Linked DNA regions of Homo sapiens: all the other regions are linked to region 1. Evidence: chromatin contacts called from ENCODE Hi-C or POLR2A ChIA-PET data. All regions are on one chromosome and are shown on one strand. The core of a region is the stretch at or near the end of the contact, and the rest is flanking DNA. Distances in the headings are between cores, read along the strand shown. Region 1 holds the start of AEN (apoptosis enhancing nuclease). Region 2 holds the start of AKAP13 (A-kinase anchoring protein 13). Region 3 has its middle 51 kb from the start of MIR7706.

Region 1 (4,674 bases), core at 1,715-4,214:
TAACTCTAAAAAATTTTCTGTGACCATGAGGTTCTAAGGGTTAATTTTTTTTCCTTCTAGATTGAAATGTTGTTGTAATTATTAGTAGTACATATGATTAAAATACATGCATAGCATTTCATTATATGAGAGAATCTTTAAACATACAAGTTAATTAATCTTCATTAAAATGTCATGGAAAATATATCTTTGAAGGAGATGGATTGAGCCAGTTATTTTTCCATAAATTTGTGAGTCCAGAGATGAGTATCACTTTTTGTAAGAATGAGACAGAGGTGAGTCTGTTGTTTTGATTTTATAGTTGTAAGCCTGATAAACATTGTTTACATTAAAACCATAGAGAAATGGGAAGGGTTTTAGTCTGGCAATTCTCCCACTTCTTTTAAATTCCTGATAATTATCTATACTCATGTATTTATTTATTTATTCATTTATTTGTTTACTGGAGACAGGGTCTGTCTGGCTCTGTCACCCAGGCTGGAGTGCAGTGGCTCAATCATAGCTCACTGTAACCTCTAACTCCTGGACTCAAGGGATCCTCCCACTTCAGCCTCCCCAGTAGTTGGGACTGTAGGCACACACCTCCACATTTATTTATTTTTGTGAAGACAGGATCTTGCTATGTTGCCCATGCTGGTCTCAAACTCCTGGCCTCAAGCAGTCCTCCAGCCTTGGTCTCAAGAAAATGTTTTTAATGACCTAACAACATGATTAGATCCTCCTTGGATCTTGGTGAAAGCAAAGAATGAGAAACCACCTGACTTGTAGAAGGATTTCTTGCCCCGTCCTCAACAATAATTAATACATTATTTAGAATTGCCCTATTGTTTCTCCTGGAGACTTTTATTTCCCAAGGTAATGCAGCAGAGCAAGATTTAGAACAGGTGCAGTGTGAATTGCCTTTGAAAAGTGGGAGACAGCTGGTTACACATGAGGAGAGGGAAGCTGAACCCCAAAGACCCCAGGCATATTCTGAGGCCCAGCACCATGGAAGCAGAGGATCTGGATATTGACTCTCTTAAAACTCTCCTTGGTTGGGTGTGGTGGCTCACGCCTGTAATCCCAGCACTTTGAGAGGCCAAGGTGGGTGGATCACGAGGTCGGGAGTTCGAGACCAGCCTGACCAACATGGTGAAACCCCATCTCTACTAAAAATACAAAAATTAGCTGGGCATGGTGGCACGTGCCTGTAATCCCAGCTGTTCCTGAGGCTGAGGCAGGAAAATTACTTGAACCCGGGAGGCACATGTTGCAGTGAGCCGAGATTGTGCCACTGCATTCCAGCCTGGGTGACAGAGTGAGACTCCATCTCAAAAACAAAAACAAACAAAACAAAAAAAACTCTCCTTGCCCCAGATTTACCTCCCACAGTCCCCATGCCTGAAGACCGCTGTCCTATAACCCCTTCCCCTCTGCTCTCTGATCAACGCTGCCTCCTAAGTAGCATTTGAATCTGTCATTTCAAATGCTACTTAGGTGGGGAGCTCTTTATCCTCCACACCACTCTGGACATCATGATCTTCCAAATTTCCACAAACACTCCCCCACTCCTTTCTCCAGTCCTCATCCATTCCTCTCTATGCTGCAGCCAGAACAAGTTTTTTCAAATGCAGATTCACTGGTAAACTATCTATGGCTTAAATCCCTCTGCCTCCCCAAAGCCTTCAGGGGCCTGGGTAAAAGGATTGATCTCTCTTGTGACCTCATCCCTTGTCCTGCTTCCCTCAAATTTGTACTCCCATCAGAAAGAGCTCCTAGCTTATTTCTCATCACAGGTACGTTTCCAAATCACTTCTGCTTGCAAAATGTGAACTAAGAGAAGTCAGACTGCTTAGGTAAGGATCTTTGGATTCTAGGTGTTTCTCCTTAATTTAAGTGTCAATTTCCTTAACTGTAAAACTGAAATAATAGTAAGGTCATTGTACAAATTAACTGAGTATTTTGCCTGGCACATCATTCGTGCTCACATAATACGTGTGAACTGTTTATTATTGTTCTTGTTATTACTCATGTTACACTGAATTTTCTTTCTTTCTTTCTTTCTTTTTTTTTGAGACGGAGTTTTGCTCTTGGTGCCCAGGCTGGATGGAGTGCAATGGCGCGATCTCGGCTCACTGCAACCTCCGCCTTCTGGGCTCAAGCGATTCTCCTGCCTCAGCCTCCCGAGTAGCTGGGATTACAGGCTCCCGTCAACGCCCGGCTAATTTTTGTATTTTTGGAGAGATGGGGTTTCATGTTGGTCAGGCTGGTCTCAAACTCCTGACTTCAGGTGATCACCTGCCTCGGCCTCCCAAAGTGCTGGGATTACAGTCGTGAGCCACCGCGCCCCGGCCTCATGTTGCACTGAATTTTCTGTTAACCTTGCTGTTTCCCTGCTGTTAGATAAACAACTCAGGATGCTTATGTGTTTATTGTGTGCATCCCACTGCCAAGCCCACGTAGGAACTTAATACTTAGGAGTCAAGTGTTGCAAAAGAATAAATGAAAAAGCAGCGCTGACGGAGGAAACCTGACTTTCAAAGTCTCTCTTTAGTGCCTACTGTGTATATTATTTCCTTGAATCCCAGAACACCCGAGGAGGTAAGGGCCGATGTTCCCAATCTGCAGATGTGGGTGTACTCAGTAAGTCATTCGGCCTTTGGTGGTACCAGGCTTACAGGAGCCCACATCCCGACCCAGGTAGAGGAGTGGATTGGAGCCGGGGAACACTGATGGGACCGGGCAGGGACGACAGGAGGTCAGTCTCCCTTCCCTTCTCTTTAAAATTTCCCGCCAGTATGGCCGGCTCGCAGCACGAGTTACGCCCTCTTCAGGAGTCCCTCCCCTTCTGCTCTCGCCCGCCTCCCCGCTGCCAGGCAGGCTCGACCAATCAGAAGAGGTCTTGGGCGGGCGCTGCCGTCCAGCGAGCCAATAGGCGGGCAGTCGGAGCCGGGCTTGCCCGGGCATGTGGGAGCTGCCGGCTTTCCGGACGCCACGTGCAGACCGGAAGAGACACGCGGGGCTTCAGGTGAGATCCAGGACCCTGCACCGGGGCGGCGGGGTCGGGCGGGCTGAGGCCGCGTGTCCCGGGTCGCAGGTCCCCGCGCGTTGTTTCCGCCCCGGCCTGCGGCGGGGACGCCTGAACTGGGCTGACCCTGCCCTACCGGCCCGCAGAAAAGCAGGCCGGGCGCCGCCTGTCTCCAGCCCTCGCTCTGCTCGGGGGTCCAGGGCCAGAGGGGGCGGCGCTGGTCGTTGGGACTCGGCCCAGCTGCCGCGGCCAGCAAGTGACCAACGCCCGAGTCCTTCCCGGTGAGATCAGGCCTCCCACGCGTCACGCCTGGGAGAACGCCAGCCGGCGGGGAGGTCGTGCCAGGATAGCAGACTTTAGTTGTTGTCGTTGTTCCGTGGACTTTTTAGCAGCACAGGGGACCTTATCGAGCCAGGTTTTTTCAGGTTTGGGCGATTATCAGAATTGTGGCTTGAGGGTAGGGGTCGTCCGCGCTCTTTTTAAAAATCTAGATTCTCAGGCCCCTTTCCCCAAAATAGCAATTAGGACGGTGTGGGAGTGGGCCTGAAAATCAGCCTTTCATCAGATGTCATATGGTAATTAACTACATTTGGGAAGCCCTTATCTAATTCACAGCCCTCGGTTGATGGTGAAGAGACGTGACTTGCCCCAGATCATCTAGCTACTTAGTGCCAGAGGAGGGTCTAGAACTGCCCTCTGCCCTCTTGATCAGCCAGCAGGTTGGTGGCTCTCATGCCACCGAGGATTCTGACTTCTTGGTTCCTTTGGGGCCTTTGCTCCATTGACTCTGCAGCTGGGACCCTTTCTTTAGGCCAGACCCCCTCCCTGCCTGAAGGCCGGGTGTCTGACCCCCAGAGCGCTGGGTCCAGGCTAGAGAAAGGCTTGTGTTTGTCCTTGTTGAAAGGGTTGTTTTATCTGAGCGGAACTTCTCTCCAGCTTCACTGAGCTACATTTGGGTCCCCAAAGAGGTGTGTCCTTGATGACTGTTGGTTTTGACGTGTCAGCATGTAGCAGGAGGAGCCGCGGACAAAACCCCACAGAGGTAGTGAAGGAATTGGCTTTTAATCAGCTGGAAGCATCGGCAGACTAGCATCTCAAAATCCGAGCTTGTTGAGTGCACAGTTTCTGTCCCTTTTAAGGACTCACAACACTAAAGATTTTACAAGAAAGGGCCATGATTGATTGAGCAATCTAGGGGGTATGTGACAGGGACTGCATGCACCGGTAGTCAGAGTGAAACAGAACAGAACAGAACAAGAGATTTCACAGTGTCCTTCTATACAATGTCTGAAATCTATGGATAACATCGGTTGCTAGGTCATGGGTTTAATTTTAACTATCAGGCTAAGGTCAGGCAGGCCCAGGCCTGGTTTTGGGTCTGGTTTTGGGTCTGGTGCGTGGCGCCGGGCTGCCTGCCTTTGGTTTTGCTTCCTTGTTTCTTCTTAAAACAGGTACTGAGTATAAAATAATACAGAACAATATGAGGGGGAGGTCTCTTTCTCTCTTCTCTTAAGCAAGGTCAGGGTGTTTGGAAAAGGACTACTTTCCTCTCTTGAAATAGGAGGCTACAGAGACCTTTTCTCAGATAACTTAATTTCTGGCTTCTTTAAAACCTTGCCAGTAGGATCAGGAAAGCCACCCACCCTACTCCTAGCCTCAGCCCCTCA
Region 2 (4,766 bases), core at 1,627-4,126, 3.2 Mb before region 1:
TGGGCATGGTGGTTCATGCCTGTAATCCCAGCACTTTGGGAGGCCGAGGCGGGCAGATCGCCTAAGGTCAGGAGTTCAAGGCCAGCCTGGCCAATATGGTGACACTCTGTCTCTACCAAAAATACAAAAACTAGCTGGGTGTGGTGGTGTGAACCTGTAATCCTAGCTACTTGGGGGGCTGAGGCAGGATAATCGCTTGAACCGGGGAGGCGGAGGTTTCAGTGAGCCGAGATCATGACACTGCATTCCAGCCTGGACAATAGAGTGAGACTCTGTCTTAAAAAAAAAAAAAAAAAAAAAAGTCGGGTTTCAAAATAGCTACGTCAGTAGCACCTGGGAGCTTTTTAGAAATGCGGAATCCCAGATGCCACCCCAGACTTACTGAATCAGAATCCACATTTAACAAACACTCCCAGGTGATTTGTAAGCACAGTAAATTCAAGAAGTGCTAGACTCTTAACTTTTCCTGCAGCCCACTGGAAAGGTGTAAATCCTGCTGAGGCGGGGAGCAGGGAACGGTGTTGTCAGTGTCCGTAGAAAGATGACATGGTAACATTTACTGCTGCCTCTGAAACAAACAAGCTAGGTTCTAAGGGGGAAGTTCACTGGGTTATCAAATGTTAGGGTCCAAGTGATTTTCTTGGTTAGCACTCTTGCTTCACAGAAGACTCAGGTTCTTTGAGAAGTGACCGGCTCATGATAGGCTGCTTCTCTCTCTGTGCCAGCCTTTTTTTTTTTTTTTTTGAGATAGGGTCTGGCTCTGTCACCCAGGCTGGGGTACAGTGGCATGATTTGGCTCACTGCAACCTCTGCCTCCTGGGCTCAAGCAATCCTTCCACCTGAGCCTCCCAAGTAGCTAAGATTTGGGCTACCATGCTTGGCTAATTTTTGTATTTGTTAGTACAGATGGCGTTTCAATTGATGCCCAGGCTGGTCTCGAACTCCTGGGCTCGAGCAATCTGCCCTCCTCAGCCTCCCAAAGTGCTGGGATTACAGGTGTGAGCCACCGCGCCAGGCCTTGTGCCAGTTTTTAAAAATCAACAAGGACAGATTAGAGAACAGTGGAAGAGGGTGAGCAGCATGATGAAGTGATACAGAAATAATTTCACATGAAGAACTGGGCATGTTTGGCCTTTCTTTTCTTTTCTTTTTTTTTTTTTAAAGCCATTCGGTGAGGGTTACTTAAGAAAATAGGGCCGGGTGCGGTGGCTCATGCCTGTAATCCCGGCAATTTGGGAGGCCGAGGTGGGTGGAGCACCTGAGGTCAGGAGTTTGAGACCAGCCTGGCCAACATGGTGAAACACTGTCTCTACTAAAAATAAAAAAATTAGCCGGGTGTGGTGGTGGGTACCTGTAATCCCAGCTACTTGGGAGGCTGAGGCAGGAGAATCGCTTGAACCCTGGAGGTGGAGGTTACAGTGAGCTGAGATTGCACCATTGCACTCCAGCCTGGGCAACAAGAGTGAAACTCTGCCTCAAAAAAAAAAAAAAAAAAAAAAAGAAAAAAGAAAAAAAGAGAAAATATATGTGAGCACCAGAGCTCAACATTAGGAGCATTTCTGAGATTTGGAGCTATTCAACAATGGAAGTTCCTGGCACACACATCAGGTATTCACAATACCCTTTCTCAGGTGTTTGGTCACTGCTAGTGAGCCGCCTGGATCAGTGTTTCCCAAATGGCAGTCATTTGCATCTTTGCTTTTCTTTTGGGGGCGGGGGGGTAATATCCTGTACCAGATTTTTGAAAACTGACATTAAAAATACATGTTTAAAATGTGCAAAGTGCACTAAAGTGCACTGGATGTATTTTTTATTCATGTATATACTTTTGTTATCTATCACCCAGGTCAAAATACAGAACCAGCACCCCAGAGGGTTCCCTCCTCCTCCTTCCCAGCCAATAATCTTCTCCTCCTACCTAACCGCTGTTCTTACTTCAATCACTATCAACTAGTTTTACACGTTCTTCAACTGCATATAAATTGTCTCAGTTTTTTACTTAACACTTTTCTTGAAGTGCTTTCGTTTTTTGCCACTTTTTATTTGACCTAAGAAATAACATTAATGAAACAGTGGTTTGACGTGATAGGCATTTCCCTCCTAATGCGCACTAAAAACACTTAACTATTTGAAAAAAGAAGTTTCTTCGTGTACCAACTAATATATTCTCCGCCCTGTCTCCAGAAACCGCCCTTCCTCTGTGGGCCGGTGGTTACCGGCACCATTGGTACACGGACCACATTTTGTTTCCCAAAGCAACCAGATGATTTTTGAGGTCCTTTGCAGCTCGAACACGGAATGACTTTGTGGTGATCGAGTAGCCAGAAGTTCACGGAATGCACTGTCACAATTGTGATTCCGCCATAGCGCCGTGCATCCATCCAACACTTGTTTAATACCTATATTTAATACCTAATACCTTAGACGGTCCTAGGCTGTGGACACAGAAGACTAAACCCCACTTCCTGAGTTGAAGTGGGGGAAATAGAGGAGTAAATCATTTCACGATGTGTGGTTAAGTGCTGCAGCTCAGGTAACCACCAGTACACAGAGGAAGGGCGGTTTCTGGAGACAGGGCGGAGAGGAGACCGTGGGTGGGCATTTCCCAGAGCAGCCTCTGCCAGCCACCCTACTTTGATCACTTTGCCGCCGAGCAGCAGCGGCGGTCAACCTCAGCCTCCCTTAGCAACCTGAGTGCCCCGTCCAGGAGCCTTACTATTGGTCTCATGCAGCGAGATGGGCAGTTCTGCCGTGCAATCCCAGCTCGCAGTTCTTGCTCCGCGTGTACTCACGGGAGGACTCGCAGGCGTTACCGCCTTCCCGCGTGCCCCGCCCACCCTCCCGAGCGTCTTTCGGCGCATGCGCGGACTGGAGCTGTGTGCAGGGCCAGCGCGGAGCCCGAGCAGCCGCGGTGAAGCGCCTGTGCTCTGCCGAGACTGCCGTGCCCATTGCTCGCCTCGGTCGCCGCCGCTTTAGCCGCCTCCGGGGGAGCGGCCGCCTATTGTCTTTCTCCGCGGCGAAGGTGAAGAGTTGTCCCAGCTCGGCCCGCGGGGGAGCCCCGGGAGCCGCACGGTGAGAGCGCAACTTAGTTGGCGGAGTTGGGGGAAGTTTTGTGATTTGTGGGTCGGGGCGCGGAGCGCGGCCAGTCCCCTGCGGTTGCTCGGTGGGGCGGGCCCCGGAGGAGGGGCGGGGGCTGCGGGGGTTTCGGGGGCGGGCTGGACAGACGGGTCGCCGGGCGGCGCCGGGACCTCAGGTCTGCGGACCCCTCCTCCCTGCGCATCGCCCTTCTCCCGCATTGTCTGCTTGGGGCTCGGCGCGCCTCCCACTCCGCAGCCCAACTTAGAGGCCGTCGCCGCTTTCCGGGTGGGGGGCGCGCCCGGCCGCCGATGCTACCTCAGGCGCTCCGCCCCCAGCGAGGCCCCGAATCCTTGCCCCGGGTCCCCGGGTCGGCGCCGCCGGGGCGGGCTCACTCCTCCCCTGGGGCGGGCGGCCGCGGTGTGGAGTCCCCGCCGTGGAGTCCGCGCCGTGAACAAGTGCTGCGGGCGCGAGGGAGCGGCTCCCCGGGGTCGACGCGGACGGTAAACACGTCGGGCCGCGCCTGCCTGTCGGTGCCTCTCCGCGGCTTCTCGGGGGTGCGGCCCAGCTGACCCGCGCGGGTCGCAGGCGAGCGGCCCAGGAGACCCGTGCGGTCCCCACGCGCTCTGGGACCCGTGCAGCCAGCCGGCTCAGCTTGCAGCTATACTTTGATACCAAACAAAACTTTTTTTTTTTTTTTTGGTAAATACGGTTTACTGCTTTTTTTTTTTTTTTTTTTTTGCAAAGCCACGAAGTATGTGAAGTTGAAAAAAGGAAAAACCCTAAAACTTTTTAAAAAAAAATCAAGAAAGGGGGTAGATAGGTTTGTTTTGTTTTGGAAATAGTTCTTATAGCAGAGTGATACCGTCCCATTTAATTTTCTAGATCCCGGAATTCACAATGAAAATTGGATTGAGCGGTATTTTGGTGTTCATTCTTTGCTAATGACACTCCTTAATGAAGTTATTTGGAGAGTTTATTGCTTCAGTACAGTAAAAACCAGTGTGCCTTTTTTTTTGTTAGTAGTCCCCCCCACAACAAGTGTTTTATTTTTAGAAGAAGCATTTTCTTCAGTTTTTCTGAACTGTTGGATTGCGCAGATGAGGACAAACGGTGCAGTTCTTGAAAGGTCATTATTGGCAAGTTTGTGAAGAAGCTAAGATCAGTTGAGATAAATCATTGTTACTATTCTTGTATTCTGTCGTGGACTCTTGGGGATTTGCAGGCTGCATTAAGTACAAGTTTTGTCAAGTTTGGGTGCACATATTACACTTAATTTGGTTTGTGTGGCTTATTATATGAACATGATTCTGTTTCAGTTCCCCAGATGGAACTAGCTTAAATGTCTGTCATTCATAGTGGAGCAAAATGGCCAGAGTGTCATTTATTGTTAACTTCAGTTGTATTCCTTTACCATCTGCTAAATGAAAAAGAAAAATTTGAGAAATACTGTGTGTGTCAGTTTGCTCAGAGTGATTTCTCGTGCTAAGTGAGTCCTGTGGAGAAGCGTTCCTGGGCTTTTCTGGTTTGGTGGGCCTTGTGTTATAAAACCAATTTTCTTCACCTGATGAAGCTAAAGACAAATTTTCTTCAGGTACAGCCATTGCACTTTTAAATTACAGAGCCGCTTTTAGGATTCACAGTACTCGCTCCATGGCTTCCCTTCCTGGTTGTGTGGTTTTGTGTGTGTG
Region 3 (4,748 bases), core at 1,146-3,645, 3.3 Mb before region 1:
GGGTGTGGTGGCACATGCCTGTAATCCCAGCTACTCGGGAGGCTGAGACAAGAGAATCTCTTAAACCTGGGAGGCGGAGGTTGCAGTGAGCCAAGAATGCGCCATTGCACTCCAGCCTGGGCAAGAAAAGTGAATCTCTATCTAAAAAAAAAAAAAAAAAAAAAAGTCTTTCTGAAATCCATACCATCCTACCATTTTAAACAGAACACAAAAACATGGTTTAAGTTTTTCTTGATGATTCTAGGCCAGCACTACAGATATCTCCCTTTAGAATATTAAGTAATGACCATAGGCTATTGAGGAAGTATGTTGCTGTTTACCTACATTTAAAGAGCTTAAGTCTGGACTTAGTATTTGAATTTTCTCCATCGATTGCCATCTTATCTCTGCCTTTATTGGTCCACCTTCTAATAGCTCCACTTCACTTCCTATTTGCTGTTTTTTCTCTGCTATGGATTAAAAGCATCTGATAAGAACCAAGCCTATGAGCGAGGGCCTGAGTATTTTACCTACAAATCGATTGAGTTTTAGGAGCTGGCCTTTGTCATTTCATTCCTGACAAGTTCTCATGTGATGCTGATGCTGATCAAGGAGCCACACTGTGAGAACTTATTAGAGCTTCCCTAATAAGTCATCTCTACAAATGCAAATATTTCTTCCCTTAGTGCAGGAAGCCAGTTTGAAGGCTTCTAAATATACCTTCGCTTTGAGAGGATGTTTGACCTAAAGGAAAGGATGCTTCCTTTCTCCTGAACAAACCCCTTTAGGGCCCTATTTTCATCTTTGGAAATTTTCTAAGTATTCAGTACAGTATCATATTCCCTGCCCCCAGATTTATGTCACCTACTTATTGGATGGATAAATAAATAAGGGTTGTATAAATGCACATAAATGATTGAGCACTCCCCATAAGCTGGATACTAAGTAGATGTTTTCATCTGTCATCTCCTCTAATCCTCACACACACCTTATGAGCTGGGAATGAATAGCTCATAGTCCAAGCTCAGGAGGGGAGAGTCAATGACCCACTCATTCAAGGTCATAGTAAGTGGCATAGCTGAGATTCCAGCTCAGATCTTCAGACCCCGAGGCCAACGTGCTTTCCATTAGACCACAGTTACCGCCTTATTAAGAGCAAACCAAATGTTGGGGTGCAAGGAAAGATAGCAATTCAGTTTTTAAAAAGACAAATCCACAGCAAGCATAATGGCACCTCCACCCTACACCCAAACCCATGGTAGACGATGTTCTTTCCTGCTGCATATGAACAATCTCAGATCTTTTTCTCTAGAAGCCGGAAAGAATTAGAAGAAGCACAGAATATAAACCCACATGACTTAGCTTCACTTATCTGGAAATTTCACTTGGTGGTGTCTCACTGAGAAACAGTTCACTAAGGGCCAGGTGTGGTGGCTCATGCCCGTAATCCTAACCCTTTGGGAGGCTGAGGCGGATGGATCACCTGAGGTCAGGAGTTCCAGACCAGCCTGGACAACATGGTGAAACCCCGTCTCTACTAAAAATACAAAAATTAGGTGGGCACGGTGGCAGGTGTCTATAATCCCAGCTACTCAGGAGGCTGAGGGAGGAGAATTGCTTGAACCCAGGAGGCAGAGTTTGCAGTGAGCCGAGATCGCGCCACTGGACTCCAGCCTGGTAGAGGGAGACTCTGTCTCAAAATACGTATATATATATATATTTTTTTCTAGCATGAGAATGATGAAACTCTTCTTAAAACATTTTATTTTCTTTTTCCAAATAGTTGTTTCTAACTATAAAAGTAAAACATGTTTATTACAGAAACGTTTGGAAATTACCACAAGTATGAAGAAAAAACTTTCTTTCCCTATGGGGAAGGTAGACATTCTGTAGAACTGACAGATTCTACCTTATCTATCCTACACCAGTAATTCTCAACCAGGGGGCAATTTTGCCCCTCAAGTTGACATCTGGCAATGTCTGGAGGTATTTTGGGTTGTCATAGCTTGGGAGTGCTGCTGGCATCTTGTGGGTAGAGTCCAGGGATGCTGCCAAACAGCCTGCAGTGCACAGGACACTCGGCCTCCTGGTCAGCAAACTGTTAGGCAGCCCAAGATGTCAGCGGCACCACGGTTGAGAAACTGTTTTAGATTACAGCACACGTAAAGGAAGGATTTCTGGTTCCTTGCAGATGTTTGCTGCCTCTCTATCACATTAGTAAAATTAAGTTGAGGGAACTGAAACTGCTGGCTTTGGGTCTGTTTCTGGGTGCGCACACACGAGCTGCAGAAGTCTCACTGGTTTCAGTTATCTCTGGCTGCAGAACTTTTTTGTTTTCTTCCAGCCCAGACGACCTGAAGAAGCATAGATGCTACCCATAGATGAACGTGGCCTTTGGCTCTGCTCACACAGTTTCTCTTTAATCAAAGAAAGACCACAGTAAAGGATATTTACAAGGAAAGGGAAAGTGAAAGGGCGCGGAGAGAAGAGCAGAATCACCAAGGAAAACTCCTCCTACCATGGTCTCTGCAGCCAGCCTCCTTCTCACTGATGTCGGTGTTCTCACGATCCTTTTGCTCCTATTATTTAGTGACCTCGCCACTCTAAGTGTGGTGTCCAGTGCAGCAGAATTAGCACCACCTGGCATCTCCTTAGAAGTGCACAATCTCAGCCCTCCCCAGACCCTCGACTCAAAACTCTGCATTTTAACAAGATGCCCACGTGATTCATCGTATGCACGTTAACATTTGAGAAGCACTGCTCTGAGGTTTCCAAAAGGCAAAATAAAACTGCAGAGTGAACAGCTGCAAAACAGATGCAAAGTTAATCACGTGGGATCACATACGACTCCTCCAGGGGATTTATGACTCTCTGTGGATGGTAGCTGGTAATACAGAAAACAGAAATTTGAAGGAATATGTGGAAAAAAGTAAATGCTGTGCTGCAGCCCTTTGAGTGCCCTAAAGGGATTCACCTTGAGTTAGAGGAAATGCCGTGCCTAACCCCTGAAATAGTTTCATGTACCCTATGAGAGCTCAAGTGTTTGGTGCTTTTGTTTGGGGGGTTTGTTTGTTTTCATTAGGGAACAGAGAATTTATACTGGTGTTCCATGAAAGAAGAGAGATCTATTTGATTAGTATTTCCAACATAGCATTCCACAATACCAAAATTTGTAAGAGGAGTTGATATACGTTTTTAAATAACCTAGAAAATAAGTTAAGGCGAATGGGTCCGGTTCAACTTCAGGTCTGCTTTCAACCTACTCAAATTGGATTGATGTTGTTCATTCAACAAATATCAAGTCTCAGGATCTGTGCAAAGAAGAACTTCAAGGAAAGCAGCCACTAACAGCTGCAAACCCCTGCCATCGCTGCAGACAGCCCATGACAATCGAGGTGGGGAACAGATCTGCTGGGGAGGAGGGTAGGGCCGAGGGCGCAGCTACAGGAAGGAGCAAGGGGGAGTTCTGCACGCCCTTGTGGGTTAGGAAGCTGAGCTCACTGCAGAAATCAGCCTGGTCCTGAACCCTGGACCTGAGCTGCGTGGGGTACAGGTTCAGTCTGACTCATGCACTGGCCTGCGGAACAGACCACAACTCTGCCTGGTGAAGGTTTTCAAAGAACCATGTCAGCAAGTCCTGCTGCCTCCTCAGGCTCCGGAGCTGTGGCCCAGTTTAAGGTGAACAAGTCCCACAAGTCCCACAGGTCTGACTCCCATGACCATGTCCGGAAGCAGCCGCTAGAGGCTGCACTTGGTCCCTTCAAGGAAGAAACGAAAGGGCCTGAGCAAATTTGCAGCTGGCTTTGTTCTGCCTGGAACACTCTGTTCTTTCCTCACATCCTCCCGCCCCGCTGAGGGCTCTCTACACAGGCCTGCAGGAGATCACATGCCAGCCTGGAAGTTAGAGCACCCCGGGGCCTCTAAGTTACCAAGGGAGAGCTGGATGTGCCAAGTGGCCTCCTAAGGGACACTGCCTGGGGGCAGAAGGTTTTGGTTCTCTGATGAGAGGCAACTGTCCTCTGACTTCACTAGGATTCTGAAGCCCAGAGAACCGATTCAGAGAGAGGGCAATCGAGCGAGATGGAGACAGAATGGACCCAAATACTGTCCAAATGTTCAGTGTTCAGTGAGCCGGCTTCTGTCACAGTGAGGTACCTGAGGCGGGGACTGCTCCCCGGGAGGGTGAGTGGGAGTTGACTCTGCAGGGGGAGCTGAGTGGGGAGAAATCAATCAAGCAGAAAAGTGAAGCAGAAGTTTCTAGAGGCTTGCCCCACCTACCAGAGGAGTGTTCAGAGGTGCTTGAACTCTTAAGGTCACTGGACATTTTTAACTGGGGTGAGGACTCGGACAGATTCACAACAAGGCAAGCAGCAGAAAGTGGCTCCTGAAGTGCTTCTTGAGAAATGTGAGCCAACACATGACAATCACACACAACACCTGAGAGATGCTGGCATTGCTATAGGGAAGGGGTATGACCCACCCTTTGGGAGCACCCATTCCCCCTACCCCGCCCCGCTCTGTGTTTAGTGCTTTCTACGTTCCATTGTTAGTGATGTTCAGTGACCTCACAGCCCGGTGGGGCAAATATAAATATCCCCATTTCTCTAATGTGGAAAGTAGGACTGGAAGAGGTTAAGTAACTTGCCAGGGTCAGCTGGTAACAATGACAGAGCTATGATGCTTGTTTGTTTGATTTGGCTTGTAATCAGGTAATATAGTCATATGATTCAAAAATCAAAACCGTAGAAAGGGGGCCAGGCGCGGGGGCT

Evidence for each region. Hi-C counts contacts between places; a loop is a spot of excess contacts on that map. ChIA-PET counts read pairs that join two places held with the same protein, here RNA polymerase II (POLR2A). Pooled maps may share reads with other maps.
Region 2: a loop to region 1 is called in a map of naive thymus-derived CD4-positive, alpha-beta T cell, with 13 times the contacts of the local background. The contact joins the promoter of AKAP13 here to the promoter of AEN in region 1. A Hi-C loop is called at or near these places in 1 of 168 maps with a recorded cell type or tissue (naive thymus-derived CD4-positive, alpha-beta T cell) and 6 of 50 pooled maps. POLR2A ChIA-PET finds 5 or more read pairs at or near these places in 1 of 52 experiments (activated CD4-positive, alpha-beta T cell).
Region 3: a loop to region 1 is called in a pooled map, with 4 times the contacts of the local background. The contact joins the enhancer-like site here to the promoter of AEN in region 1. A Hi-C loop is called at or near these places in 5 of 37 single-sample maps with no recorded cell type and 5 of 50 pooled maps.

What each region holds. Positions count from the first base shown.
Region 1 is chr15:88,618,376-88,623,049 of GRCh38, forward strand. AEN (apoptosis enhancing nuclease) reads left to right here and starts at 2,965. Exons shown (of 4, transcript NM_022767.4): 1 at 2,965-3,007. RefSeq lists enhancers at 2,173-2,846, 2,847-3,520, 2,850-3,009, 4,496-4,674 and a silencer at 3,030-3,219.
Region 2 is chr15:85,377,727-85,382,492 of GRCh38, forward strand. It overlaps AKAP13 (A-kinase anchoring protein 13), which reads left to right and starts at 2,877. Exons shown (of 37, transcript NM_007200.5): 1 at 2,877-3,072. It overlaps MIR7706 (microRNA 7706), which reads left to right and starts at 2,870; the gene lies at 2,870-2,936. RefSeq lists silencers at 2,728-2,807, 3,188-3,757, 3,414-3,581.
Region 3 is chr15:85,327,581-85,332,328 of GRCh38, forward strand. No RefSeq gene overlaps it. Among named protein-coding and RNA genes, the nearest start is that of MIR7706, 51 kb to the right of the region's middle. RefSeq lists enhancers at 2,007-2,196, 2,257-2,586, 2,788-2,957, 3,640-3,719, 3,810-4,119. Within about 2 kb of position 2,396, at least 27 of the 41 ENCODE cell types and tissues checked have a DNase peak (open chromatin) inside an H3K27ac peak, as active enhancers do.